Linked DNA regions of Homo sapiens: regions 2, 3, 4, 5, 6 and 7 are each linked to region 1. A link is a loop called in an ENCODE intact Hi-C map of the cell type or tissue named here. Cell type or tissue: IMR-90. All regions are shown on one strand.

What was found. Hi-C counts contacts between places; a loop is a spot of excess contacts. Peaks named below come from ENCODE experiments on the same cell type or tissue, not always from the same donor. Only the 100,000 strongest peaks of a DNase experiment are listed, where the experiment ranks them.
Region 2: it touches region 1 in a loop (6-fold over the local background); 2 of 110 quality-filtered maps call a loop at or near these places.
Region 3: a loop joins it to region 1, with 8 times the contacts of the local background. A loop is called at or near these places in 54 of 110 quality-filtered maps.
Region 4: it touches region 1 in a loop (2.8-fold over the local background); 7 of 110 quality-filtered maps call a loop at or near these places.
Region 5: it touches region 1 in a loop (5-fold over the local background); 13 of 110 quality-filtered maps call a loop at or near these places.
Region 6: a loop joins it to region 1, with 3 times the contacts of the local background. A loop is called at or near these places in 15 of 110 quality-filtered maps.
Region 7: a loop joins it to region 1, with 3 times the contacts of the local background. A loop is called at or near these places in 55 of 110 quality-filtered maps.

Annotation. Positions count from the first base shown.
Region 1 is chr7:134,688,341-134,692,340 of GRCh38, reverse strand. The region is part of intron 1 of LOC124901750 (a long non-coding RNA gene); the gene reads left to right. Among named protein-coding and RNA genes, the nearest start is that of BPGM, 43 kb to the right of the region's middle. In IMR-90, a CTCF peak has its summit at 2,148; a DNase peak (open chromatin) is centred at 2,120; H3K27ac peaks cover 1,181 bases.
Region 2 is chr7:135,643,011-135,647,010 of GRCh38, reverse strand. NUP205 (nucleoporin 205) reads right to left here. Exons shown (of 43, transcript NM_015135.3): 39 at 3,653-3,819; 40 at 1,993-2,116; 41 at 1,415-1,543; 42 at 780-853. Among named protein-coding and RNA genes, the nearest start is that of STMP1, 18 kb to the left of the region's middle. In IMR-90, a CTCF peak has its summit at 1,502 (motif pointing right); a DNase peak (open chromatin) is centred at 1,500.
Region 3 is chr7:134,753,944-134,757,943 of GRCh38, reverse strand. All of the region lies in intron 1 of LOC124901750 (a long non-coding RNA gene), which reads left to right. It also overlaps a transcript of CALD1 not described here. Among named protein-coding and RNA genes, the nearest start is that of CALD1, 24 kb to the left of the region's middle. In IMR-90, a CTCF peak has its summit at 2,317 (motif pointing right); no DNase peak of the experiment used is centred here.
Region 4 is chr7:134,824,055-134,828,054 of GRCh38, reverse strand. The region is part of intron 1 of CALD1 (caldesmon 1); the gene reads right to left. LOC124901750 (a long non-coding RNA gene) reads left to right here. Exons shown (of 2, transcript XR_007060537.1): 1 at 1-4,000. Among named protein-coding and RNA genes, the nearest start is that of CALD1, 46 kb to the right of the region's middle. In IMR-90, no CTCF peak of the experiment used is centred here; a DNase peak (open chromatin) is centred at 1,744; H3K27ac peaks cover 166 bases.
Region 5 is chr7:134,883,692-134,887,691 of GRCh38, reverse strand. All of the region lies in intron 3 of CALD1 (caldesmon 1), which reads right to left. Among named protein-coding and RNA genes, the nearest start is that of AGBL3, 100 kb to the left of the region's middle. In IMR-90, no CTCF peak of the experiment used is centred here; DNase peaks (open chromatin) are centred at 751, 1,061 and 1,551; H3K4me3 peaks cover 610 bases; H3K27ac peaks cover 1,536 bases.
Region 6 is chr7:134,630,953-134,634,952 of GRCh38, reverse strand. The region is part of intron 1 of LOC124901750 (a long non-coding RNA gene); the gene reads left to right. Among named protein-coding and RNA genes, the nearest start is that of BPGM, 14 kb to the left of the region's middle. In IMR-90, a CTCF peak has its summit at 1,807 (motif pointing left); DNase peaks (open chromatin) are centred at 1,782 and 3,842.
Region 7 is chr7:134,740,032-134,744,031 of GRCh38, reverse strand. The region is part of intron 1 of LOC124901750 (a long non-coding RNA gene); the gene reads left to right. It also overlaps a transcript of CALD1 not described here. Among named protein-coding and RNA genes, the nearest start is that of CALD1, 38 kb to the left of the region's middle. RefSeq lists an enhancer at 1,249-1,902. In IMR-90, no CTCF peak of the experiment used is centred here; DNase peaks (open chromatin) are centred at 781 and 1,611; H3K27ac peaks cover 1,863 bases.

The DNA.
Region 1 (4,000 bases):
TAATTCTTTAAATCTTGCTTTAAAAGGGGAACACCATGTGACTCCTCCCTGTGGTGGGTGAGGGGTGGGGTGGGGAGGCTGAGGGGGCTCAATGGTGCCTGTAGAAGTCCAGGTTCAGGTCTCTTGGGGGAGGAGGAAGCTCTGTCGTCCCTTCCACTCAGCATCAGCCAGCCTGGAGACCGCATCAGATTGGCATAGCTCCCTGGAACAGTCTCCCCTTCCCTTCATCCTCCACCACCGCACCCCCCCACCCCACCGCCTCCCGCCCCCGCCTTCTCTTAGCTCTTCCCTCCCTCTGCCCCCAGGCTCCTACTTGCATTCTTTATATCTTCTGGCATTTTTCATGTTGTTTTACTTTGTATTTAATAATAGCTCTGCATTCTTTTCTTTATCTGAAATCAAGGCTCATACCTGCATCATGCGTTCACTTTGGGAGTAAAATTTATGGCCGAACTTGCCATGGGGTTAATTGCTTTTCATTAACTTCATACTTCTTAATTATTACAAATTATTTGCCTGTACTAGAAATAGTTCCATCCTGTGCTCCAAATTTACTAGCCTGCAATTGCAACCAGAAACGGGAAGTCTTGGATTGCCGGTGCTTGGGGAGTGAGGTTCCCAGCTTTATGCATCGGAGTCTGACCAGACTGAGGGTAGGAAGACGGTGGGTAATTCTAGATCTTTAGACTTCAAAGCCCAGATTAGGGCCCGTAGGCCAAATAAAAATTGAATTTAGCTTTTCTGAGCCATAGACTGTTCTGTGTCTCAATTCTCAAATCTATAAAGTGGAGTTAGGAAGACAGAAAGACACGATGTGTATATTTAATAACAAGTTTACTTTAAAATCAGTTTGAAAAACCTATACTTCACATAATGAGTGGGGTTTCAAAAGCAAGAAAGAGAAAAAGTATACCCACCAAAGGGGAGGGCAGAATAAATCCCAATGGAAAATTTGTGCCTTTCTGTGGTTGGAGTCATTTGGTCAAGAAATGATGAAATTACAAATTTCTGAAAAGGGCGTGTGTGTCGGAGTTCCTGAGGTCCAGTTCTCAGCATGGTACTTGGGCAAGGCCAGTGTTGAACTCTGAGGAAGAATAAAGAGAAGGAAGTGGTCACGACCAGCATTCTTTGCCAAAACAGCAGTGCCTCCATGGCCTCGTACTGCCCATGAGTCTCTTCATCTCATGGATTTGAAGCAAGCTCTCTCAGCAAGCCTGTACACCCATTGTCCCTTGCAATGTGATTCGTCCTTTGACTCCTTAGATGGGAATGGTTGGTAAAAAGGGAATCGCAGCTGGAGGTTTGTGGGAACTGGCATATTCAGACTACACAAAGGCCCTGTGTGTGCAGACACAGCCACAGCTGTGGGAGCCAAGGGCCTGGCAATGGGGAGAAGTAGGTATTTCTCAGTGCAGGAAAGCATTCCTGTCCGTGCTCACAATCCATCTGGTATTGACTTTGAACTCACACGCAGAAAAAAGGAATGAAGTCGGCCCAGCAGCTGAGCCCAGAATCAGCTGGGAGGACATTCAAAGTTCCCTGTAAGGGAGCGTGGATGGACAGAGGAGGACAGGGATTTGTAGCCACTTCTGCAATCGCTCTGACCATTGCCAAGTGGGCTAGCAGCAGCAGATGTTCCAGCAGGAGGGCAGTGTCTGTGCCCAGCGGCAGGGCCATTGTCCTTGCTGGAACCATCTCACACTGTTCACTGAGTCTTGTTCTCAGCTGACTGGCTTTCCAAGCTTAACTCTCTTGGCTTTCCCAAAGAGTCTGTGAGCCACCCAATATCCTTTAACAAATTCCTTTTCTGTTTAGACTAGCTAGACTGGTCTTTACAGTTTTTAATGGAAGGCCCTGGCACTGATAGCTTTCGAAGGCTGGAGCTCTATGGCTTTTAATACTCCATGCTAAAGAAAACACAATTTTTTGCTTTGTTTTATTTTCTGCAAATAAAATGTCTTGTTCTCCTCTTCCTATGTGTGTATTTATATAGTTCAGTTAGGCTTTAATATACAAGCTCTGAATTCTCCAAATACCAAAGCAGACAGTTTAAGAAAAGAAGGAAAGCAAACGCCTATTTCTCCCACTTTCAAAAGCACACACTTAAATTTTGTGTGGAAAAAAAATCTAAGCTCTCTAGCTCCACTCGGTGTCCTGTTGAACTGGTGTGGCACCATGTTACTCTTTCAGAGAATGAAAATGAAACTTGCTCACTGTAGCTTCATTGAACCACTTTATTCTTTGACCAATTTTGGATGGGTATTTTAATTAAAAATTTTTTTCAGCCAGGCACGCGGTGGGCTCACGCCTGTAATCCCAGCACTTTGGGAGGCCAAGGCAGATGGATCACGAGGTCAGGAGATCGAGACCATACTGGCTAACACGGTGAAACCCCGTCTCTACTAAAATTACAAAAAATTAGCCTGGTGTGGTGGCACACGCCTGTAATCCCAGCTACTCAGGAGGCTGAGGCAGGAGAATAGCTTGAACCCAGGAGGTGGAGGTTGCAGTGAGTTGAGATCAAGCCACTATACTCCAGCCTGGGTGACAGAGCGAGACTCTGTCTCAAAAAAAAAAAAAATTAAACTAAAAACAGTATGGGACAGTGGCCAAGAGCGTGGGCTTTGGAGTTAGGTCAACTTGGATTTGAATCTTGCTGCAGCTATATACTAGCTTTGCGACTGTGTCTTGCTACTCAGGTTTTGTGAGGCTCATCTGTAAGATGAATATAATAAAAATGTTCACCTCAGAATATTATTGTGAGGATTAAACAAGATCCAAGACCTGGCTTAAATTGCCATTAGAGAATGACCCAGGGGAGCTTATTCATTGTAGCTAAATGATAAAATTTAAAATCAAGATTTAAATGCTTTCAGAAGGGGTGCATTTAGAAACACTGAAGTCTCCTTGTTACTCTCTTTTTAAATATGATAGGAATTACAATTCTTATAGAGATTATGCTACACAATGATCTATGTTTACACAAGAACGTAAATGTTGTCTTGGAGAGATTACATGCTCAGATGGCAGAAGCTCTTCAGTGGCAATGAGGGCATGGGCTACTGGGCTACTCTTTGGCTTGGAAGACCTTTCCTGTCTTCCGTTCACCCTACCATGGCTCAATTTGGCTTCTGCCTACCTCCCCAATCCCATCCTACACCACTTCAGCCTTCACTACTGACCTTAGCTGTTGTCTGTTGCCTAAACACCTTCTTCAAGTTGTTCAGGTTACACTGACCTTACCTATTATCTGTTGCCTAAACACTCTCTTCTGTCTCAGGACTATTGCACTTGTTACTTCTTCAGCCTGGAGCGCATGTACAGGTACACACACACACTTACGCAAACACACACAAAATCATTCAAAGTTCAATATATATGAAACCTTTTCAGAGAAGACTGTCATCACCATCCTTGATGATGCGTGGTGGCTTTTAGTCATATAAAATGGCTTTATATATTTTAAAGTACTTTTTGTTATAAAGGTATATTTTTCAAGGCATAAAAAATATACAAAACATATTTTATATAGCAGTTTATTAGCTTGGTTGAGTTTTTAAATATTTAGACATTACTTACAGCAAAACATTGAAAGCACCTAATTTTTTTTTCCTGTTGGACATTTAAGTTCTATCCAAATGATGCAACAGTGTTCAGCCATGGAGTAAAATTGTTTGAAGTCTATACAACATGGAGAAATCCTTATGATAAAGACAAGAATAAAATATGAATATAAATCAAGAATATGTCTAAGTGAAACATGCATATAGAAAGAAAGAAATAAAATAGTTCTTAGGATGGGAACATTAGGGAATCTTTCCCACTTATTTTCAAGATGTTTATATGGTTATATTTAACTCTATAATTACAGGTTAAAAACAGGTTGCAACTCCATAAGTAACCTGTTTCTGTACCATTATAGCAGCTGCCTATGGAGAAGGGCTCGGTGCTGACAGGCTACTTAGCCTCACCTGCCTTCCTGTCCGGCAGTGGTAGGATT
Region 2 (4,000 bases), 950 kb before region 1:
GCTCTCAATCTCACCATTAAATTATTTCCTGAAAAATAAGTGCTGAGTGATACTTTGTACCTAAAAAGTTCTACAAAGCTAATCAAAAGACATCAGGAGTTTCCAGATCATAATGCCTACCAATCACGGAATGCTTACCATGTTCTAGGTACAACACTAGCAGCCTCACATACATGAAACCTCACTTAATTCTGACAAAACCCTCTGAGGTTGAATCCTCCTATTTCTTAGATGAAGCAATTGAGGCTCGGAAGTTAAGTAAGTTGTTCAAAGTCATATAGCTGTTAAAATGGTCAAGCTAGAGTTCAAACCAGGTGTCTGTAAGCAACCCTGAAAATCATAATCTTATTAACATACCAGGCTTTCCTTTTTACTTACTTACTTACATTCATTCATTTATTTATTTATTTATTGGAGACAAGGTCTTGCTTCACTCTTTCATTCATTTATTGGAGACAAGGTCTTGCTCTGTTGCCCAGGCTGGAGTGCAGTGGTGCAATCACAGCTCACTGCAGCCTCAGTCTCCCAGGCTCAGGTGATTCTCCCACCTCAGCCTCCCAGGTAGCTGTGACTACAGGTGCATGCCACCACAGTATGCCAATTTTTTTTTTTAAGAGACGGGGTCTCACTATGTTGCCCAGACTGCTCTCAAACTCCTGGGCTCAAGCAATCCTCCCGTCTCGGCCTCCCAAAATGCTGGGATTACAGATGTGTACCATCACACCCAGCCCTTTTACTTTAATGAAGAAAAATAAAAGAATATGAGAATAGAACCTTACCTGGTCTAAATCATGTTGGCTCACTATAGCCAGCCCACTTCTAAAATCTAGATTGGTTTCTGAGGCGAAGGAATCTAGAGATAAAAAAACAGAGTCATACCGGCTGTGCAAGTACCTATCTACCACACAGTGGAGGAACCTGATGACAATGAATAATAACAATAGCACCATGAAAAACACGGCTCAAGATTGGGAACTCAATTTTCAACTTTTAGCAAATGGAAGCCCCTAGAAAGCATTTCACTGGTCCAGACCAGGGTTCTCAGCTTTTCTCTATTTCCTTCCACCTAAGGGATCCAATATATGGCCATCAGTCACAGAGGCCCACTCCAGCAATAAGAATCAGCATAATAGCAGACCTCCTCCATTCTTCTAGAGCTGGATCAGCCCCCTAACTGCAGCAAGAAGCTAAGGAACAGCTGATGAGCAGGCTCTAGAATATTCTTATGCTCAGCACAATGTCCCGTGAACAGAAAGTAAAATGCAAGAAATAGCTACGTCTAGTGACTAAACAGCTCTTGATTCACCCAATTCACTCTAAGTAATCTGGAAACAAAAATAAAAAAAAACTGGTACTAGCTTTTCAAGGCACAAATAGGTATTTATGGTTCATTAATTTTTAGCAGAAAGTTTACCTTGCAGTCTTCTGCTTTTAAACAAGGTTCTCGAGGCAAATAAGGAATCTTGAGAATCCGTGGGCATGCAATGTAACAAGTAGTACTCCAGATGGCGCCAAAGAATAAATAGGCAGGTCTCTATGATAACTATACCAGAGCTCAGATTAAAGGAACATAATCTCATCAAATATGTTTTACACACCAGTTTCGGAGGAGAAGAAAAAAGGACAGACTGCACTCACTTAATGAGGTACCCACAGCCTCAGTCTAACAGACAGGGTCTCACTGAAGGCTCCTCAAGAGGAAGCAGCAAGGTGTGCTGAGGAAAGAGGTGGGGACCTTGGGGTCCTGTGCCAGCAGTCTCATGTCCCTACCTTCTTCCCTAACAGAAAGTGCCCATGTATTTTATCAGTATTACCAGCTACTCTAAAAGATAAGAACAAAAACTATGATTTGGAAATACATTAGGCATTTACTGGGAAAAAATTAAGTTTATCTCCTTCCACCTGGTTTTGGTGCCCAAATAATATGAGAATAAGTGAACAGTTCCTATATTTCAAGGTCATCATTCAAGTGCATGATTTCATAAAGGATACAAGAACAAAGGGAAAGCAGTTTAGCTCGATTGTTGATCACCTTCACCAAGCGCCGTCTTGCTAGAACATATTTCTGAGCAGTGGAGATTTTATCAACACCAGCAGGCATCACAGACTGACACAACTAGAAGAAACAAATGTGGTATTAGAATGACATCAACTGGAATGAAATTTTTAATGAAAAACTACTATCAGCAGGTCACCATGATAAATGCTATGAAAAACACTCAAATTTAAACATCCTTGCAGATAAGAGTTTTTATCTAAGAAGCTAGCAATTTTTAAAAATTACAGCCAAAGAAGCAAATTCACAAATGAACATTTATCTGCTGCCTTTTGAAAAAGTCTGTCCCTGAAACACAGTCAGGGTTGCTGATGAAACCCTGAATTTCCTGTCACATTAAAACAAACCAAGACAAAATGATAGGTTTTTCAAACAGTAGCTATAACAATCCCATGGAGAATTTCTAACAGTTGTCAGGTATCTTCTGCAAAAAATACAAGGTAGACACCTAGAGCATAACTAAAATCTGATCATCAACCAAAGCTCCCATGACCACTTCTCAATGTGGCACACACACAAGCACAGTTGTTCCAGCTAATGTTCTGATGCTGGGTTCCACAGAAGGCGTACTGAAGTGAGGCTGATGGAAGGCCACGCGCTTCATGATGATGATGCAATTCCTCTTACAAGTACAAACATCACTGATTAGCTACACATTAGAGGAAGGACTGCCAGGCATGAACCCAAAATTTCAGGGGTTACCTAAACCCAGTCATTGACTCCTGCCTCACCCTGTTCCTGCCAGCTACATGCCTTTGGGTAAGTTATGCAAGTCTTCTGTGCCTCAGTTTCCTCACATGAGAAATGAGAATAGAAACAATATCTGCCCGGGTGTTAGGTAGAACATGTAGTTCAGGGCCTGGCATGTTGTAGACACTCAATAAATGTCCCCTGAGTTTACCAGAAAAGTGGCAAGAGGGAGTAGGCATGGACTACTCATAAGAGTAACATGGAAGTTTTTAGAAAACTTGGTGCAAACCAGGAATGACAAAGTGGCTCAACATTCAGGCTGCGACAGGACACCAGGAAGCTTCAGCACTGCCTTAGGAACTGGCCAAGAGATGCCTTACATTCAGCTGTGCCAAATGGAAAAGGCAGCAAGCTACTTAGTAGCAATCCTGGTAATGCAGCATCTTTAGTTATTAATACTGTAAGTAGAGGGAATGCTTCTGGGTCACTGAGGGAAGGCAGTCAAGTCTCATATGCTATCCCATTTGTTTGAAAGATTTGCTAAACAGATATTGAAGATGCTGAAGGCACAGAGACATTTACCCAAGTTCTATTAAAAAAAAAATCTGTAACAGAAGCCTTTCTCAGAACAGATTTTAGAGTATAAATGACCCAAAACTCTTCATTCAAAGGCCAGCTGCCTTTCTATTTTCTTGAACAGGTGCTACACTTCACTGTTTTTCAGTCAAGAGTTTCTATGCTTATAAGGCTGGTGCTACGGCGAAGGAGTCTTCTTCAAATCACACAGAAGAATCATTCCAATTCCTTCAGTCATACTGTATACGTTGTCTTTACTCAGTCTGAGTACCCTGGCCTAGTAACAGCAATGATTTCTCAAGTCCCCCCAGCTCATTATAAGATTCGTACCTCTTTTATCTCATCTGGGGGAAGCTGCTCTACATTTTGTAGCTTGCTGACACTCTGTCGATGACTGTCATAATAGCTGAAGAAATCATTAGCACTCTGTTTCAGCAGGTAGATGATAATGCCTAAACCAGGCAGGCGCCAGTATGGAACCACTGGAGCTTGGGTATCTAATAGAGGTGATGACATAAAACAATGTTCCACTTATAAGCATTTCATATGAATTTCAAATGACCTGTTTTAAAACAAGGGATGCCCCAGAATTTAAGGACATGTAACCTGTCATTAAAACCAACCCAAGATTACTTTTAAATGCCATTTATAATTTAAAGAACAAATGGTTAGGAGCCA
Region 3 (4,000 bases), 66 kb before region 1:
CATCCTCCTGTAGAGCCATTCTGAAAGTTTTGCTGGACTCCTTTTTTTTTTTATTTTTATTTTTTTAGACGGAGTCTAGCTTTGTCGCCCAGGCTGGAGTGCAGTGGTGTGATCTCTGCTCACTGCAACCTCTGCCTCCCGGGTTCAAGCAATTCTCCTGCCTCAGCCTCCCGAGTAGCTGGGATCACAGGCGCGCACCACCATGCCCGGCTAATTTTTGTATTTTTAGTAGAGACAGGGTTTCACCATGTTGGCCAGGCTGGTCTTGAATTCCTGATCTCGTGAACCACTCACCTCGGCCTCCCAAAGTGCTGGGATTACAGGCATGAGCCACTGCACCTGGCCTCCATATTTTTAAAATAGTCATACAGGAGACCATTTGAACTCTTGTAAGACAAACCCTGATAAGAACTCAGGCCTGGAAACTGCTAGAAGTCTCCAGGCTAATTACATGAGTAACGTTTGCAGTCTGTGGAATGAGGTCTTCAAGGAACACAGACCTGCAAATTGTAAGCATCAACAAGCGAACATACAGGATAGATAGTAGGATCTATCTATAGGCAGAGCCAGGAGGATCTTTTTGGATAGAGAAACGTAGAGAATGGAAGTGGGAGGTGGAAGGAGAACAGTACTGTGCACTGCACAACTCCAGGGGTCGTCATTCACATTCTAGTCTACGTAGGCTGTGCTCTCCAGAGAGAAGGAAGAGTAAAGTAAGTGCAGTTTTCATTCAGTTGCACCATATGGAAAGCCAATATGGAGAATAATGTTTATGCTTCAGGGGTTTATTTGATAGCCAATAACTAAACAACTAAGTGTCTCAGGCTTAAAAAAAAAGCCCAAGAAAAAAACTAAATTGACTCAAAATTTTCTGGCAAAGAAAGCAATTCATGCCAAGTTCTAATACCATATGCCTTAAAACAGCAAGAGCAAAACAGCTACTCTGAATGAAGCAAATCAGTAAAGTGCCTAGAAAAATGAGCGTAAGTGGCGGTTTTCAAGTTACGCATAGCGCTACTTTCAGTCATTCTGCATATATTTATTCACTGACTACTATTTGTCAAACTGTGCTATTGGATGGCATTTAAGGTTCCTACGGGCCCATGGAAAAGCTCATATTTATATTTTTGAACTCTTGTTCTAAATTATCAGTTTACTTAAAAGATATATGAATTAATTTTATTAATACACTATGAATCAAGTTATGAGTTTCAAGTCATAATAATATTCAGGAAGAAATAAAATCAAGTTGGCTGCTTCACTGGACACCAAGATCTGATCTAAGAATCATGCAGGTCCTCAATGTGGGAGCTTTAAAAGATAACAAAAGGGTTATTTAGACTGAGCCTCCTGTCAGAAGTGAGAACTCCATATAATTTATAATACATAGTTTATTATAACATCAAGTTATATACTATGAATTAAACTTAATATAGAGTAGATTTTTATTTAAACCCAAACTCTCACTAATAGATCATGATAACCCATGACTACTGTAGCTAAATGAATAATTTCTCCAAATATAATTTTAATCATAAGAACAGAATTCAGAGCCTCAAAATGGACCTACAAATATAGGAAAAAAATGCCATATGATAGAGATAGTATTTAATTTTTGAATTTTTTAGTTTTAGGTTTTTTTTAATTTTTAGTTTTTTTTTTTTTTTTTTTGAGACAAAGTCTCACTCTCGTTCCCCAGGCTGGAATGCAATGGTGCGATTTAGGCTCACTGAAACCTCCGCCTCCCAGGTTCAAGCAATTCTTCTGCCTCTCACCTGTAATCCCAGCACTTTGGGAGGCCGTGGCGGGTGGATCACCTGAGGTCAGGAGTTCAAGACGAGTCTGGCCAACATAGTGAAACCCTGTCTTTACTAAAAATACACAAATTAGCAGGGCATGGTGGTAGAGGTAGTATTTTAGTTAAGGGATGTCTTTTGGATGTCTATTCAATAATTTGTTGGTATTATTGGTTATCCATTTGGACAAAGATAATGTTTAGATCCCTATCTCACATCATCCACCAGTCATTTCCAGATAGATTAAATATATGAGCATAAAAAGTAAAACTATAAAAGAATCAGAGGAAATACAGGAAAATGTTTTACTTTGGGTAGGAAAGATTATCTTAAACAAGACTCAGAAGGCAAACAACACAAAGGAAAAGAATGATAAATATGACTAGAAAAACAACTTCTACACTGTGAAAAATAACACAAGTAAAATGTAAAGACAAGAGACAGAGTAAGGATAAAATATTTACATATTTATCACAAACAAAAGCTGACTGCCAGTTATGGCTGTGCAGGCTGTGTACTGTACACCACCGGGGGGAGCCATTCAAGTAGACTACAATGTGAATTGTGCCCTGAAGGAAATCCATAATCTATAAATCACTCCTATATCAATAAGAAGAAAGATAAGCCACCCAATAGAAAAATGGGCAAAGAATATGGGAAGTGGATTCATAGAGGAGTAAAACCAAATAATAGTAGGCATACACAAAAATGTTCAATCTTACTTGTAATCAATGAAAAGCAAATTGAAACAATAATGAAGCATATTTTCACCACGCCAGTAATGAAAAAAAATACTTAAATGCAAACAAAGAAATACCATTCCAGAGAAGCAACATTTGAAATATGTGGCCGGGCATGGTGGCTCACGCCCGTAATCCCAGCACTTTGGGAGGCTGAGGCAGGCAGATCACTTGAGGTCAGGAGTTCAAGACCAGCCTGGCCAACATGGTGAAACCCTGTCTCTACTAAAAATACAAAAATTAACCAAGAGTGGTAGTGGGCGCCTGTAATCCCAGCTACTCAGAAGTCTGAGGCAGGAGAATAGCTTGAACCTGGGAAGTAGACATTACAGTGAGCCCAGATTGGGCCACTGCACTCCAGCCTGGGTGACAGAGTGAGACTCCATCTAAAAATAATAATAATAAAAAAAAAGTAAAATATATAGTAGTGTTGAGTAGAGTAATGTAAAATGGTATTCTCTTGCCTTACTAGGTGAGGTATAAATTTGACAATACCTATTTAAAATAAAAATTCATCTACCCTATTGTCTAACAATTTTACTTTTCCTGATCGTCTCTAAAGAAACCTTCACACACACATATAAGCTATACATTGTATTTATACAATTGTTTGTAATTGTATACATTGGAAACAGCTTATTTGTCCATAGTTAGCGTTTAGTAGTTGAGTAGAATGAACTCTATATGTGGTGAAATGAAAGATCTCCATTATAGACTGTTGAGTGAAAAAAAGTAATTTTCCTAATGATATATGTGGTATTATTCCAGTTATATAAAACACACATGAAGCAATATCATACATGTATTTTCTTGTATGTCAAGCAGTCCTTCCGGGACTACACATCTGTTAACAGAGGTACCTCTGGGAGCCAAAAGGGATTATACATGGATATCAGCAGTGGGTTTTAGGTTTACCTTTCATATTTGGTTGAAAATTAGAGCATATGTATTATTTTATAGACATTTTCTTTTCAACTCACACTTCTGTGCTTGTACCTTGAGACAAGGGTGGTATTAAAAAGTCATGAAGAAGACATGATACAGAATTTTTTAAATGACAGCAGCAATTTATAAGCGACAGTGGCCAATGCTAACATTTATAATACACACTTAGGTTTACCTAAAGAAGATGGTCTTACTCATCATTTTCTCTTCTCCCTTCTCTTTATAAAGTCTCTCCTTTCCACATCTCAGGCCCCAGCACAGGAACCTACCCCCTAGTCACCTAGGCTTTCTCTCTCTCACTCTGTTGTGACTTCCTCACCCAGGATTCAAACCCAGGCTGGTTTCATCCTATGACAAGAAGATGGCTATCTAGATGGATGGGCTGGGACTTCATCTCATCCCACAGAAGTTACGTGTTAAACAAATATGGTCAGGGCTGCCTGTGGAGATGTCCCCAGCCTCCTGCCAGAGAGAAGGGACTGGAAGTCAGAATCTAACTGAGATGGTTGAATCAGATGC
Region 4 (4,000 bases), 140 kb before region 1:
CATGCAGTGCTTATCTGTTCACATCAACGAAACCAAAGTTGTATTTCTATGCAGTAACAAAAGCCAGACACCTGCCCCCTTTGCCCAGTCACAGGCAAGATGAATAAATACAAGCTGCTCAGAAAGGCTCTTGGTGATAGTCTATTGAATATGTTGCCCTTGTTGGGTTATAAAAACTAAGTGACCTGGGGATATCCAATTCAGATTCTGTAGACGGTCCTGAGTTTGTGTTAAATCCGGTAGCTTTAAACAGAAGAATGAATGAAAAAAGTCATCTCTATCTGAACCTCAGTCCATCGTGGACCCTCCATCACCTTCCCCAAATAACACCTTTGACTGACATTTCTGTTTATTCTGACTCTCAGCACTCTGATAAATTTGGAATATCATGTGATGTGATATGGTCCTCACTCTTTCCTGTGCCTGGGCCATTGCCGTTGTCATCTGGCCAAGTCCAGAAAGGCTTTTAAAGTCAGGCAGATCTGGGTTTGAATTCTGGATTGTGCCACTTTCTTACTGGATGACTTTGGCAAATTGTTTATTTGCTCCATTGAAAAGTGGAGAATGCCTACCTTGCATGGTTGTTGTGAGAGGGAAATGGGGTAACGTGTATAACAGTATAGAACCTGGTATGGAGAAAAAGCTCAGCAAATGGCAAAAAATGCCCATTTTCTGTTTTTACTCTCTTCCTAATCTTACTACATTCTGGAAAATAGTGCTGGATTCATTTTCCCAACTAAGAATGTAGCAAATGAATACCCATTGGCTCCTGACATTGTCCTGGTCCACTGAGATAGGGAGATCTGCCTAAGATTTCAGCCTGGGCCAAGTTAAAGAAAAACTAATGTCAAAACTTCTATTGCTTCTTAGAGTTACTAAGGGCATAAGCCCAGGGTAGATAACTATTGTATTTTGTTTACATAAATATCCTGACCTTGCTTTGTGGTTGTAAAAGTTGAATGGCCCTGTCCACTCCAAAATCACATGGGAGAGAATTAAGGCAAAGAGCTAAAGAGTTAATTTTTTTCTCAAATTAAAATATTTAATTTTGAGCTGTGATCCAGTGTGGGCTGCATTTTAATGCCCTTCTATCACCATAAACCATTCATCAAAGTCTGTTAAATGCAGCAGCTTTGTGGGAATGAAGAAAAAAAGAACTTTTCCATGCTCAGAGTTAAGCAGGTAGAGGTTGGACTGAGGAGGTAAATGGGTGACTGGAATTTGGAGCAGGAGGTGACAAAAATATAAGGCATCCCACCACCTTATCTCTTTCTTGGGGATTCTCAGAAATATTGAGATGGAGGCCCCAATTATTTTATTTGGATCTGAAATGAAAGAATAATCCAGGAACAATTTGGGCATATCCAGGTTTCATACTTAGGAACAATGAACCAACAATACAAAACCAATATTATCAGTAAAATGTCTGTTATCATGATAGTTTAGGGAATTCAGGCAACAGTGTTCGTGGTAAAAGACCTCAATTTTAAGTCATGGTGACACTACTAACTTGCTTTGTGACCTCAGGCAAGTCACAAACTCTGCAAATTGGGTCTCCTAAACTGTAAAAAGTTGAAGAATGGACTAGAAAAGCTCCGGTGTGTGTTGATTAGGTGGGCTGGAGTACTTAGGAGATGCTTCAGGAAGATGATTGGCACTTAAAGAGTTAAGATTTGGATAACTAGAAAGGAGGTGTGAGAATATTTCAAACATGACGAAGGAGCAACATCAGCAGAACAGAAATACATCAGTTGTGGTCATGGGCAGCTGTGCTCGTGGGTGAGTACATTCAAAAGCCTGCCTGGGAGGGTGGGAGAAAGCAGGAATGTTGACCGGGTCCTTGGATATCAGTTTTGTACTTTATTCTTTGGAGCAGACAATAGAATAATAAAATTATCCTTATATAGAGAATTTAAAAATGCTAGTTTTGTTCACCCCTCTTTAATTTAAAATTTTTAAAGTAAACAGTAGTTTGGGGAGATTTTGAGACTAAGTTTTTTTTATATAAACAGTAGTTTGGGAAGATTTAAAATCAGTTTACAGGATGGAATGATACTTGAAAGGGCTAAACTAGAGTGTGTAGGTAAGTTTGGAGATTCTTGAAACCTGAATTAAGATGGTGTTGGTGAAACTGAAGGAAAACATAGCCTGAGACATTGAGAAATGTGCATGTATTTCTCCCCGGCATACCCAGGGCTCCTCTGGTCAGTCTGTACAGGGATCTACCCTCAGTTGCAATGCCCTGAGCTCTGACCCCTGGGTCTAAAAATTGAGCTATTAATGACCAATAAATCATTTGGGAGGTTAATCTACAGGAAGGGTCAAAACAATTTTTTATTGTAAGTATAAAATGACCTTGGGTTATTATGTGATGTAATATTTTACATTAATTGCATAATTGAATATAATTTTGCAGATTATACCAACCAACAATGAACTCTAAATGACTTCACCAAAAGGGAAATCTTCACATTTTTTCTGGGAAAATATACATAAGATATCTATAAATCCAAAAGTTAGAGTATAAAATTATCCTTATATAGAGAATTTTAAAATGCTAATTTTTCTCACCCCTCTTTAATGCTTAGATATTTTATAGCAATTTAAAGACCTTAAATTACCCTAATCACTTATAAAAATAAATGCTTGGAAAGAGGAAATCCAAACTTAAATTTATAGTTAACAAAGCAAATTTATTTTAATGCGGGTACATTACATTCTCTTAACAACTCTGCCCTGGAATGAGACAGAGCTGGAAGTGAAGTTCAGGTCTACCCAAATGTATGACTCCATCTGTTTTCTAATAAACTTGGCCATCATCTTATAAATGTTAATTACCTTACCCCTTTTCCCATGCTCCTTTTCCTATCCCCCTTTCTCCCCACTTTATCTAAATCTTAAAGCTTTGAAGTGATCATTTTAGGTCAAATAATAGAAAAACCTCTTTCCATTATAAGTATTAAACACTTGGAATCTATTACTTTCAATGCTGGTACCATGATAAAAATGTGCATAGGTTCAAGAGTAGTTTAGAGATGTTACTGCATAATAGATATTTAAAAGCCTCTGAAGGAAAGGTAGTATTCTTAAAGTCTCAGAGAATAACACAAATTCCAACAACAGTCTCTTCTTGCCATCATCAGAGACATCAGGCCCTGGAGCTCAGATCTGACCAAGTGACGTATATCTCTAGTTCTAATATTCTTTAACAGCGTAATATAATGGGTGTCAAATATTCTTTTAACCCTTCTGTTGAGAAGTTATCATCACAATAGAAAATGAAAAAAAGCAGAAAACTCCGTATGTACAATTGAGGGGGAACTGGGAAAAAATTACATTTATTGTAGGCCAATTGTGTATCAAATGCCACAGTATCTATTTAATGTCCCAAACATAGCACAAGGTCAGTGTTTGTTCTCTCCATTTATAGAAAAGAAAAATGAGGCTTGAAAGGTTAAGAGAAACTTTTCAAGCATCAGATAGAGGTGGAAGAGTTGAAGCTAGAATGCAGATCTTAACCAATCCTTCCACCACTCCAAAGAGAAACTCTTATTAAAGAAGAAGAGGAAGAAGAAGAAGAAGGAGAAGGAGAAGAAGGAGAAGAAGGAGGAGGAGGAAAGAAAAGTAAAGATTGTCCAGTCATACAATTATTTCATTCACTGTTGTTTGAATAGAGCAATTGATATCTTAAATCAATCTGATCAACTGCACAAAAATGGTTGGATTATTTAGAAGATTTGATTGAAAACCAGTTGTTTCAGCGGTCATGTGTAGACCTGGACTTAATAAATGACCACCTTTGAGTCCCCCAGCTGAAAGAGAACAAAAGAACCCAGAGGCAAATCAATGGCAAATTGCCACCCCAAACAAATTGCAGTATGTAAGTTCTGAAACTTGAATTACCCTTCAAGGATTAAAGTTCAAGACTGTGAAAAATTAAAAATGTTGCCTAGCCTAGGAAATAGCATATGAATCAAAAATCTCATTAGTAAGCTTAATG
Region 5 (4,000 bases), 200 kb before region 1:
ACATACACACACATGCATGCATACGCACACATGCACACACATACAGACATGCATGTACACACAGGCACACACATATACACGCATGCATGCATACGCACACATGCACACACATAACATGCACAGAGCCATTCACTTACTATGGAAACACATAAACCTAAGGGAAATCTACCACTAGGGAGGCAACAGTTCGAGTAGTACAAAGGGGACGTTTGAAAAGGCTGTTGGAGATAAATTTTCTTATGAAGAAATTCATAGGCTCTGTACTCTTAGAACTAGGCAAAAAATCTTGCCTAGACAGCTGTTCCCCCACCCCAAGGTGAACAGGAATGTAGGTAAAGGAGTTTACATATTCAAAGGCAGCATCTCTTTCCTCCTTTCTGTTGGCCTCTCATAGTTTTCCCCTCATAGACGACGGCATCTCCCATCCCCTGCCCCTGCCATGGCGTTGAACGTGTTCACTTAAACTATATTGCTCTGTCATGTCCTGTGATCTTGAATGCAGGAGCTGCTGTGGAAAAATCACAGTTTACTCCTCATCCTAGTCTTCCAGTGGTTCTTCACCAGCGTCTTCATGGCCTGTGCTGATACACGTTTCTTAATTATTCTTTGCCTCATCTGTCTCTAGGCCTGTAATAGGGGCTTGGGTTGTGACACTGTCTTATTGCCCTTATAATGGTGAGCATGTAGTTTTATTTTGTCCCAGCACATTCCTTTTTGCTTTGCTTCGCGTAGCACTATTGGAATGTTTACTACAAGCAAGTCATTGCACTAAGTGCTGTGGGGGATGCAAAGATAAGAAGGGCAGTCCTAAAGGGAGATAAGACATGTATACAAAAATTCTATTATAAGACAGAAAGTGAACAGTACTCTGAAAGCAGTAGAGCTAAAGAACTATACTTCAGTAGGTGACATCCTGTGATCAAGGTCCCAGTGTTTAATCACTCTCACGCTCAATTTATCCTGTTATCGAACTAGATTTCCTGTTGCTGAAATAGAAACCTACTTATCTCTAGGAGGGCCACAGGTATTAAGTCATCCTTTAGTCTCGTCTTTTCTAGGCTAGACGCCAATGCCTATTTTCCATCCTTTTAATATCAGCCTGACTATAACAACTCTTCAAACGGGAAACCAAAATTGGACATAATAAAAGCTGACCAAGGCCTGGCTGAAGTCCCAGTGCTTCCTGCCACGTTCCTGTTAACACATCCTAACATCATTTTCACATTGATAATAGCATCTCTTAGAGAGATCATTCATTCAGTTTTGTGCTATATCCAGGGTTTTTGCTTTTTCTTTTTTCTTCTCCAAATGAATTGCTTTGTAAGTCCTATGCCCACTCTTACTCCTTTTGCTTCTCTGAATTCTAGTGGTTCTTTAAGAACCAGTTCCAGGCCTTACCTCTATGAAGTCTTCCTGGATTTGACTTTATTTCTTTCTAATTTATCTTGTTAGGGAGAGAGAGACCAGAAAGCTTGAGCCCACTCTTGTTTGCATGTTATTTGGGAAATAATTATGTTGCAATGTATGAGTCAGCTCCTCCAGCCAACTTGCTGTGAGACTCCCTGTTTCTGTTTAAACTGTCTTGCACCAATTACTTAGGCCGACTCTCTAAGCTCTTTTTAAAATCCAGGGTTTTTTAAACAACTGGACTATTTTCTTTTCCTGAAAAGTTTCTATCTGAAAAGGATCATGCCTCTAACTCCTTTCTGCCCTCCAACTTGAAACATATCTTTAAAACAATAAACGGTGCTTGGAAATAGCAGGGCTCTAACAATTTCTTGAATGAATGGTGGCTGGTGCACATCTACAAAATTCTGGTTCTGGTCTCGGTGAAAACGATAATAATAATACCTGCTTTATATAATTCTAGGAAAGAAGTGTGTACATGAAGAATGTGATTTCTACCCATAAGAAACTGAATCTAGGCCATAGTGATATATTTTAGAATGTAGATTTGTTGTTCATAGGTACAGGTTGTGAAGGAAATTATTATAAGGACTCAGGAGATAATTCTAGTGCAGAAGAAAAGGTCAAATCTTCAAAGGAAGCATATTAGTTCCTAAGCCACAGAATTCTCAGTGTGTACCACTCTTGTTCAAAGTGTCTAAATATTTCCACAATCATAAATTTATTTGTGGGTGTCCACCTTTTGCATCTGGATATTAAATTTACACATGGCTTTTATAGCTGGAATGAAATCCAGATTTTTTTCCAGTGATACCATATAAAGTCTTAAAAAATATTGATTTCCTTCTTTTTGGGGGGTGGTCAGACCTGGATGAAAGCATATTGCTCCTATTGCTAGAGAAATAATCCATTATGTGTTTCAGATACTTTAGGTGTTGTGCTTATTATTTACATTATATAATAACACTTTATTAGGTTCTGTTATATTTTGTAATAACCTCTGACTGGGATCAGCACTTGATTATGATCTACAGATAGAAATAAACGTATGGTGCCGGGTGTCGGGGCTCACACCTGTAATCCCAGCACTTTGGGAGGCAGAGGCAGGAGGATCACCTGAGGTCAGGAGTTACAGACCAGACTGGCCAACATAGTGAAACCCCGTCTCTGTTAAAAGTACAAAAGTTAGCCTGGCATGGTGGTGTGCGCCTGTAACCCCTCCAGAGGCTGAGGCATGAGAATCGCTTGAACCTGGGAGGTGGAGGCTGCAGTGAGCCGAGATCACACCAGTGTACTCTAGCCTGGGTGACAGAATGAGACTCTGTCTCAAAAAAATAAATAAATAAAAGAAAGAAAGAAAATATGGATAAATACAAATACACAGTCTTATTTGTTCATTGTTCCTGTGTATATACTTGTTTTTACCAAATAAGTTACAGTGTAACATTTTTGCTGGAAGGGGTATTTCCTACCACCACTTTTGCACCTGATACAGCCTAGGAGGGTGTTAGTTATATAGCAGATGGCCAATAAGTACTTGTCATTTTTTCTCTGGAGTGAAGAGGGACAACGATGGAGTAGAGACGCTGCACCAAGGTCAGTTGGCTTGTTTTTCCAAAGGTTTCTAAAGATTGGCCTTTTTTTTTTTTTGGAGTATTCATAACAGTTCTGCACCAGAAATTGGATCTTGGGAGGTCCAGAATCGACAGGTATCAGGAAGATTGATGAACTCACAGATGCACAAGAGACTGATGCCTTCTCTAGTGCCAATTAAGATAGAATAAATGCTCTCCATCTTCAGTGCCTGGAGAACTCTCATTCCCAACCAGGGCACCTCCCATTCCCCAAGCCAGGATGTTAGGAAGCTGCGTAGTCAATAGCGACTTCTTCATGAGTGTGAAGTCAGAGCAAAGCGGGGTGAAATCATCACAGGTAATATTTTACCCAAGCCAGTGGGAGACATGAGGAAACACTTCTCCAAGTGGAGAGAATACTTTTCATGTCACAACTCTGTGAGATTCAAGCCATAAATCTCATGTCACCACCCTGAAACTCAACCAACCCTGAGATTCAAGGTCTGTCTCATTTGGATATTCCTAGATCCCCAGGGCCAAACCAGGTCTTGAACTTGGCAGACATGCAGGCTTCTTCTACTGGCCATTCCTTTTTTTTTTTCTTTTTTGAGACAGAGTTTCACTCTTGTTGCCCAGGCTGGAGTGCAATGGTGTGATCTTGGCTCACTGCAACCTCCGCTTCCTAGGTTCAAGCAATTCTCCTGCCTCAGCCTCCCAGGTAGCTGGGATTACAGGCATGTGCCACCATGCCCGGCTAATTTTGTATTTTTATTAGAGACCTCACCGTGTTGGTCAGGCTGGTCTCAAACTCCTGACCTCAGGTGATCCACCCGCCTCGGCCTCCCAAAGTGCTGGGATTACAGGCGTGAGCCACCGCGGCCAGCTTCTACTGGCCATTCTTTCTTTACACTCACTAATATCGTGGATTACAGTTGGACTCCACTTGTTCAAATCTGGGAGACCTAATGCAGTTTGACCCTTATGAATTGTATTTATCAGAAATGCTCTTCTGTAGAATC
Region 6 (4,000 bases), 57 kb after region 1:
TACATATTTTGTATATGTATGATATACTGTATTCTTAAAATAGACAAAATAAAATGTTATTAAGAAAATTATAAGGAAGAGAAAATATGTTTACTATTGATTAAGTGGAAATGGATCATCATAAAGGTCTTCATCATCGTCGACTTCACACTGAGTAGGCTGAGGAGGACGAGGAAGAGGAGGTGTTAGTCTTGCTGTCTCAGGGTGGCAGAGGTGGAAGGAAATCCATGTGTATGTGGACCCTCACAGCTCAAACCCATGTTGTTCTAGGGTACACTGTATTTATTTTGCTGCTCTGATTGTTCCAGGTTTGGCAATTAGGAGCTCCTTAGTGATTGGCTGCTGTGTTTTTGTTTGTTTTTGTTTCGTGGAGCATTTTCTTACTCTCTGGCACTACAAGATATTCCAAGATCATCTTGTTTATTACTTGCCCTAGCCCTGGAATCAGCTATTTCTCCAAGGAAGCTGGTTCCTTTTATTGCAGAATGGTGTTTGAAAACCAAAATCTGAGCATTAGGTGTGAAATTGGCTAAAATTTCTGACAATTTCATGTTGGTGAGAATGCAAAGTAATAAGCTCATAGGAATTGGTAAAACTAATTTGGAAAACAATTCGGCATTAGCTGTAAAGTTGTAGGTAAGTACACTTCATGAACCAGTAATTTCATTCCTAGGTGAATACCTTGGAGAAAGTTTGGCATATGTACAGCAAGAGTCATATACAGCTTTGTTTATGATAGCACAAAACTGAAAATCACCCAAAAGCCCAGTAGTAAGAGAACAGATGAATAAAATGGAGTACTGTAAGCTGTGAAAATGAATGAACCACAGCTATACACATCAACACGGATAAATCTCAGATACATAATTTTGAGCAAAAAAAAAAAAAGAGAGAGAATGATTTCATTTACATAAAGTCCAACAATATGCAAATAAATAATGTATATATTTGTAGGGATGCATAAGTGATAAGATGATACAACTAGAACGAAAAGGAAAATTATTACAAAATCCAGGTTACAGGTTGGGTATGGTGTGCAGTTGGGCTTCAGAGATACTGGTAATATTTCTTAGCTGAATGGTGGGTTAATCACATTCATTTTATTTAGATCATATATATGTGTGGAATATTGCATAATGAAGAAGGAAGTGAAGAAAAAGTAGGGGGGAGCTAGGGGAAAGGAAAGAAAATATAAAGAGGGAAGCAAGAAAAGAAGGGCAGGAAGGACACAGGAAGGGAGAGAAGGAGGGAAAGAGAACCAAAAGAGCACTCCTGTATGTGCTGTGGTCTTCGGATCCGGTGAAGTTCAGATTGTGACACCAAATATATGTGTGTCTTTAGATGAGCCACTAAACTCTAATAAGCCTCAGTTTTCACACCAGTTAAATTGGAACAACGTGCTCTGGCCTGTGTAGTTCACACTGTTATTGTGAAGATAAAATGGAATATTTACATCTATTATATTTATACCTATTATATCTATATAATAGCACTTCAAAAAGTGTCCTACAATGTAAAGCAAAAAGAAAAGTAATACATCAAGTTATCATCTTGATTCCTAATGCCAGATATGGTGTATCTCGATATTTACATGTAATTTCATATTCAGTGACTATTTAACTTACATCCCAGTCCTTTCTCAACTAAAATATAAAGAAGAAAGCAGACATTTTGCTATGCCTTTCACAAAGGTTAGTTTGCTCTTCTGACAAAATTTATAGAAGAGCAGCTTACCGAAAACATTCTGAACTCTCAGGCTGTGGAACCTGAGGTATTTGCTCGTTCTGGAAGGGTAATGTTGGTCTGCTCTCTGGTGGTCAGAGAAGAAAGCACATATGAAGGGGTTGTCAATCCGGTCTCAGTTTAAAAAAATACATTAATAATCAAGATAGCAGCTACCATAATTTATTATGTGCCAGGTTCTGTGCTAACTACTTAGTTCTCATTATCTCGTTTAGTCCTCACAACAACCCTGAAAGATATACTACATCACATTAGCCTCATATTTTTAGGTGAGAATTTAGGGTCACAGAGATTTGAATTAAATGGCCCATGGTCACCAAGTGAGTGATGGACAGATTGCCTCCTCAGAGGTGTCTGTGGCCAAAAGCCCACACTCAGCATCCACCTCAAATGTCTATTGGACAACTGAGATCTCCTTAGAGATCTTAACATCTTGTGGTACTTTAATTGTCTCATTGTCCCTCTTCTTTACTTGGAATAATCATCTTCCCTGTATTTTGACCAGACCCCAAACTGGCTACTTCTAGCCTCCAACTTCTCTAATTACTGACTCTTTATCTTTTGCTTGCTTTATCTTCTATTCTATTAATTAAATTAATTAATTGATTCTTTTATATTATGTAAATAAATAGTATTTACACCATATAGTATTTACACAATAGAATATTTAATATTTAGCTATTCTTTAATTTCTGAAATAAAAACCTACTTGGGCACAGTATATTTTCTAAATATACTGTTAGATTCAATTGTTACATGTTTTATTCAGGATTTCTTATCTATTTTTATTTGAGAGCCTGGTCTGTAATTTTCAATGACTGTTAGATTGTAATTCTAGGTTATTCTAACCTTGTGAGATGAATTGCAAAAGTTCCTGGTTTTGATGCTTTGACATAATTTGGATATCATGGAAATGATCTACACTCTGAATGTCTGATAGGGTTTTTTTTGCATAGTCATTCAAGCTTAGAGATGTTTTATAGGGTAGATCTTTTCATATGCTGTTCACCACCTCACCTTTTCCCTGACCTCTGCTGCTAGCTGGTCTATTCCTGTTTCTTATCTCTTCTTGAATCAATTTTGTTAATTTGTGTTTTCTGTATAATCAGCCATTTCATCTAGATTTTCAAGTTTATGGCACCAAAATTTTATGTTGTATTTTCTTATAATTTTAAAATATCTGTTTTCATTGTACTTATAACCCTTTTGCTATTCAGGTTGCCATCCTTTCTTATTGACTGCAGTAACCTCCTGACTGGTCTCCCCACATCCACTACTTTTCTCTGTGTATCTACCTCATCTTTTATCATTCCTTGCTGAATCCATCTATAGTCAAATAGAGCTATAAGATCTTAACTGCAAACCCACACATCAGAGAAAGCTATTGAAGTAGCAAGGTGGTTGTAGTCTCTTGCTAGCAGATCTGTACTACAAATCACAGCTGGGAGCTGTGGGACAGAGTCCTGTGCCCATTCTTGGGTATCCAGAGTTGTCATTATGTCACTTTCATCTCTAGCTTTTCACACACACACACACCCACACAGACACATATGTACACTTGCCCTTCACTGCTCCCTGCTGTACCCAGCCTAGCTGCATCTATCCAATATACCCTGCCTCCATAGCTCACCTCTGTTACTGGAGGAAGTGAGGAGGTGCTGTATAGGTTATCTTGGAAAAAACAAGTACAACACCTGATGACCAAATGGGAGTCCACAGTGCTACAAGCAAACCTTCAACCATGTGACAACCTTCACTAAACAAACCACTAAAGAAACTCCAATCCAGTTCTACTCAGGCCCACTCTGAAGGGAGGTGGATAAATCCAGAGATAGCAGTCAAATCTTGACTGCTTTAAAACTACCCCCAAATCAGCAAAACATATCCACCTTTTAGAATTTCAGACCCCAGCCTGACTCACCTCATGCATGTACACCTCTCTTTTTTCTCTTAACCTCTTTCATCACATATTTACCATTTATAGCTCTTAGACACCATGACTTTGATGTACAAATCAGCTCTTTCTTGGCCTCTAGCTAGAGCTGCTTTTCATGTTTAATCCTGAGCAGTATTCATCCTTAGCAACTGAGGAAGTTGAGCTGTATACATACACAATGACTGTGTCCTTACAGTATGAATTATTTTTTTAAACATACAATTGAGGATGTATAGTCATAGAGAATGTGCTTCTTTCAACAAACAGGTTATGTATGAAGTAATCAGTAAAGAAGAAAACAATTGAATCCAAATAGAGTAT
Region 7 (4,000 bases), 52 kb before region 1:
GACCTTAACACAGCCCGCTTATTTTTAAAATGATCACAAACAACTAATCTGATTGGCTATTTTTCATTGATTGTATCAGAAGACTTCAGTGGGGAAATTAACCAACTGCTTGAGGATCATACTAAAATAGACCTCAACTTTACGCATGTGAATTCTTCTGCCCCGGGGAACAAGTAATTTCTGCTATGTGATTGTGCAAATAAACTAGATTTAAGTCTTATATTTGTGAGAAACTCCACAAGTAAAGTCATGCAAATCTCAAAAGGTGAATTCAACAAAAAGTGGACAGAAGTTAGACTACAGACACTGTCACAGATTATGTTAGGATACAGATATTTTAATAACCAGCAACACTTTTCTGATTGATTCCAAGCTAATAGTATCCAGCACATGCTGCTTATGTCTCTTTCATTAACAAAATGCTAAATTGAGTCATTGCACAGAGAACATCTCCACTTTGAAAGAGATGTTCGACAAAACAGCAAGATCACTTTACCAGGCATCAGAGGAAAGAAGTTAAGTATTTGCTGAGCTCTCAGAGAAGGAAATGAACTCCAATTCCCACCCCCCTTAGATTTGCTCAGGATTGTGAAGAGCTGAAAAACTTCAAAGTATAACAAAACTGAGGCTCGATTTTAGAAATATAAAGCATTTGGAGTAACTAATTTGGCCAAATATTTATGTTTTGGTGCATAGTTGAACTGCTTATCAGACCTTCAGGAATTCTTTGTTTTTCATTTTTGTGCTTTTATTTCCTCTCCTATCTTCTCCTCCCCTCAACAGAAGCAAAACACCCTTTGGCAATGAAAGTTGAAGATGCTTCTTCATGGAAGAACCAAGCCAGGGCCAAGGGGGCTGATCCCCAAGTTTCCGCCAACTGCACTTAAAGCAGTCATCTTCCCCTCCCACTAGCTCTCTTCTGAGAAGTGCTGGGAAATGTGGAAATCCCTAAGGCCTCCCAGGAAAGAAACAAAAATCTTTTCCTATGAGTATAAGATCTTAGATTGACTTTAAAAGGCTGCTGTAAAGGGCTGGCTTTTGTGGCTTTACAAACTGAGGCAGAAAGGTAGGCAGGGAGGGTTCCCAGGAGCCTCCATATCTGGTGGACCTCTCTTCCCACTATCAGTACTCACCAGCCTTCCCTGCCACCTCCCACAATCTCTCTGCAGTCCTAACCTTAAAGAAACAGAACACTGCTCAGGGAGATGATGCTCATTTATAAAAAAGAAGGGTAGGTGTTAGTTACACTGCTAACTTCCAGTGGAGACAGGGCAAAGGGAAGGCACTTGGACAGTCTTTGTGGGAAATTATGCTGAGATGTTCGATACTGGTAAGAAGGGCAGAGGAACCGCTGTTTCTCCTTTAATCTCCAGGCTGACCTCTGCTTTCAGGGCTGCCTGCGGTGACAAGTTCTGCATTTCCTATTAGTTTCTTCACCTTCCAGCCCTGGGGGCTGCTGAACCACACCAGAGATCCCAGGTGGGCCCCAACCAGCCCCTGCCAGCAGATCTCTACTGCTCCCAGGCTTCAAAGCCCACAGGACTTCGAGCACATTCCAAGACATTCCACAGCTGGGAGGCTGGGAGCCTGGAATGTCTGGATCCCACAGAGGGAAGGTGTCCCAGCATGCTCCCCCATCCCAACCACATTTCCCCAAAGATCTCAAAGCATTCTCCAAGGGTGATCTCATTTACTAATAGACATTTATTTCCATTTTCATCGTTACTGTTAGGAATGGCCTTCTTTTGCATGAATGTCACTTTGAGTTTTTTCACATAGCCTATCTCATGGTAAGAACATCACCTTGGGAACCAAGAACCCAGTTATTACTAAACTACTAATTGGATAACACTTAAGCCCTTTCCAGTGCACAGACTTTTGAAATTTAACAATGAAGCAGCAAGGAAATGACTGTTCCAGTTCCACCCATTGAAAGAGAAAAATGTAATGTGGGGCCAAGACATACATCACAAATGTGTGTGTCTGTGTGTGTGTGTGTGTGTGTGTGTGTGTGTATCAATACCTCATAGTGCTAGTGCTACTGCAGTTTTCAGGACTTCTATATCCTTAACTGTAGAATGAAGACAATAACACCACCTTTCAAAGTTCTTGTGATCTTGCTATAGTGACTGGAACATAGTAGGCATTTAATGAATGTTTGCTGAATAAATACCCTGATGGGTGAATAAACATAAAGTTTCAGGGTTTGTTTCCTCATCTCTTAACTTGCCACGTTTAATTCACAAGGCAATTTGGAGGATTAAAGGACATCCAGGTTTTTAAAAATGGCTTTTGAAAATAAAAAACGAACTGTAAAAAACACCAGATTATTATTGCACATGTGACTACTAGCATTGGTGCCCAGGTGTGTCAAAACCTCATGGATCTATATCTTTTTTTTAAATATGCATTGGGCACTAAAGCAACTCCCTGTACAGGGAGTAACTCTGCCTTTTTGGTTCTTTCTATAGCTTTGTTTTTATGTGTTAATTGACTCAAACCCATTAAAACTATTGAACATGAATTGAGTGCTTGAGATCAAAGAGTTTCAGAGCTAATATGGTTTGGCTGTGTCCCCACCCAAATCTCATCTTGAACTGTAGTCCCATAATCCCCATGTGTCATGGGAGGGACCTGGTGGGAGGTAATTGAATAATGGGGGTGGTTACCTCCATGCTGGTCTTGTGATAATGAGTTCTCACAAGATCCGATAGTTTTATAAGGGGCTTTTCCCCCTCTTCACTTCTCCTTACTGCTGCCATGTGAAGAAGGACGTATTTGCTTCCCTTTCCACCATAACTGTAAGTTTCCTGAGGCCTCCCCAGCCTTATGGAACTGTGAGTCAATTAAACCTCTTTCCTTTATAAATCACCCAGTCTCAGATGTGTCCTTATGGCAGTGTGAGAATGGACTAATAATACAAAGCTCAAATGGGCAGATAGCATGTGGGATAGGAGTATCAGTCCTAGAGTCCAAATGACTGATTTTTGTGCCCTGACCCCCAGATTTACTAAGGTACCTAACCTCGCTATGCCTCAATTCATCCATAAAATGGGGACACTAGTAGAATAATTTCATAGAATTGCTGTGAAGATTGAATAAGATCCATGTGTAAAGCATTTAGAGAAGTGCCTTGCACATGGTAAGAATCCAATAAATGCTAACTCCAACCATTGTTGGTGGTATTGCTATTATTATCCCTTTGCTAATGAGCTTGCAGTCTAGTGGAGAAGACAGACCATAGAACAAAGCTGGAGGAGTAGTGCAGCACGAAAAAGGTTACCAGCAGTATGCCTTGGGTGCAGAACCAGGAGACATCTTTATTCACAATCCTCATCACCTCCTCTGCGTAGTCTCTAGTTTGTCACTGTTCCAATGTACACAGAATTTAAAAATAATGTCCCAGATTCCATGTGAGGAGCACAGAGCCTAACGCTTCTCACGATCATCACACAATGCTTCCATTAATGCAGTAAGTTTGTGGAGCCATATCACACTGTTGGCTCACATGAAGCTTTTGGTCAAACAAGACCCCCAGGGCCTTTTCACATCAACTGCTGCCAAGTTGCATGTTCTCCATCCTGTATCCCTATAATTCTTTTTTGGACCTAAAAATAAGACTTTGCATTTATCCTTATTACATTTTGTGTTTTTAGTCTTGGCCCAGCATTGCAGCATGTCAAGATAATTCTAAATCTTGATTCTGTCAACTCTCTTATGTCTTTTTTTTTAATCCCCTCCAGACTTGTGTCATTGCATATTTGATCAGCATACCTACTACTTCCTCATTCAAGGCACTGATTCAAATGTTGACCAAAATGAGGCTAAGAGAATAGTCCAACAGTTCAATTGCAGAGCCCTCAGCATACTTAATTGTGTCCACTAATCATTTTGGGTATGATTGTTCAAGTAGTTTTAAATTCATTGAGAGGTATCCCTATTTCATCATTTTATTCAAAATACCTTGCTGATATGAAGTTACACTGGGTCTATGACATTC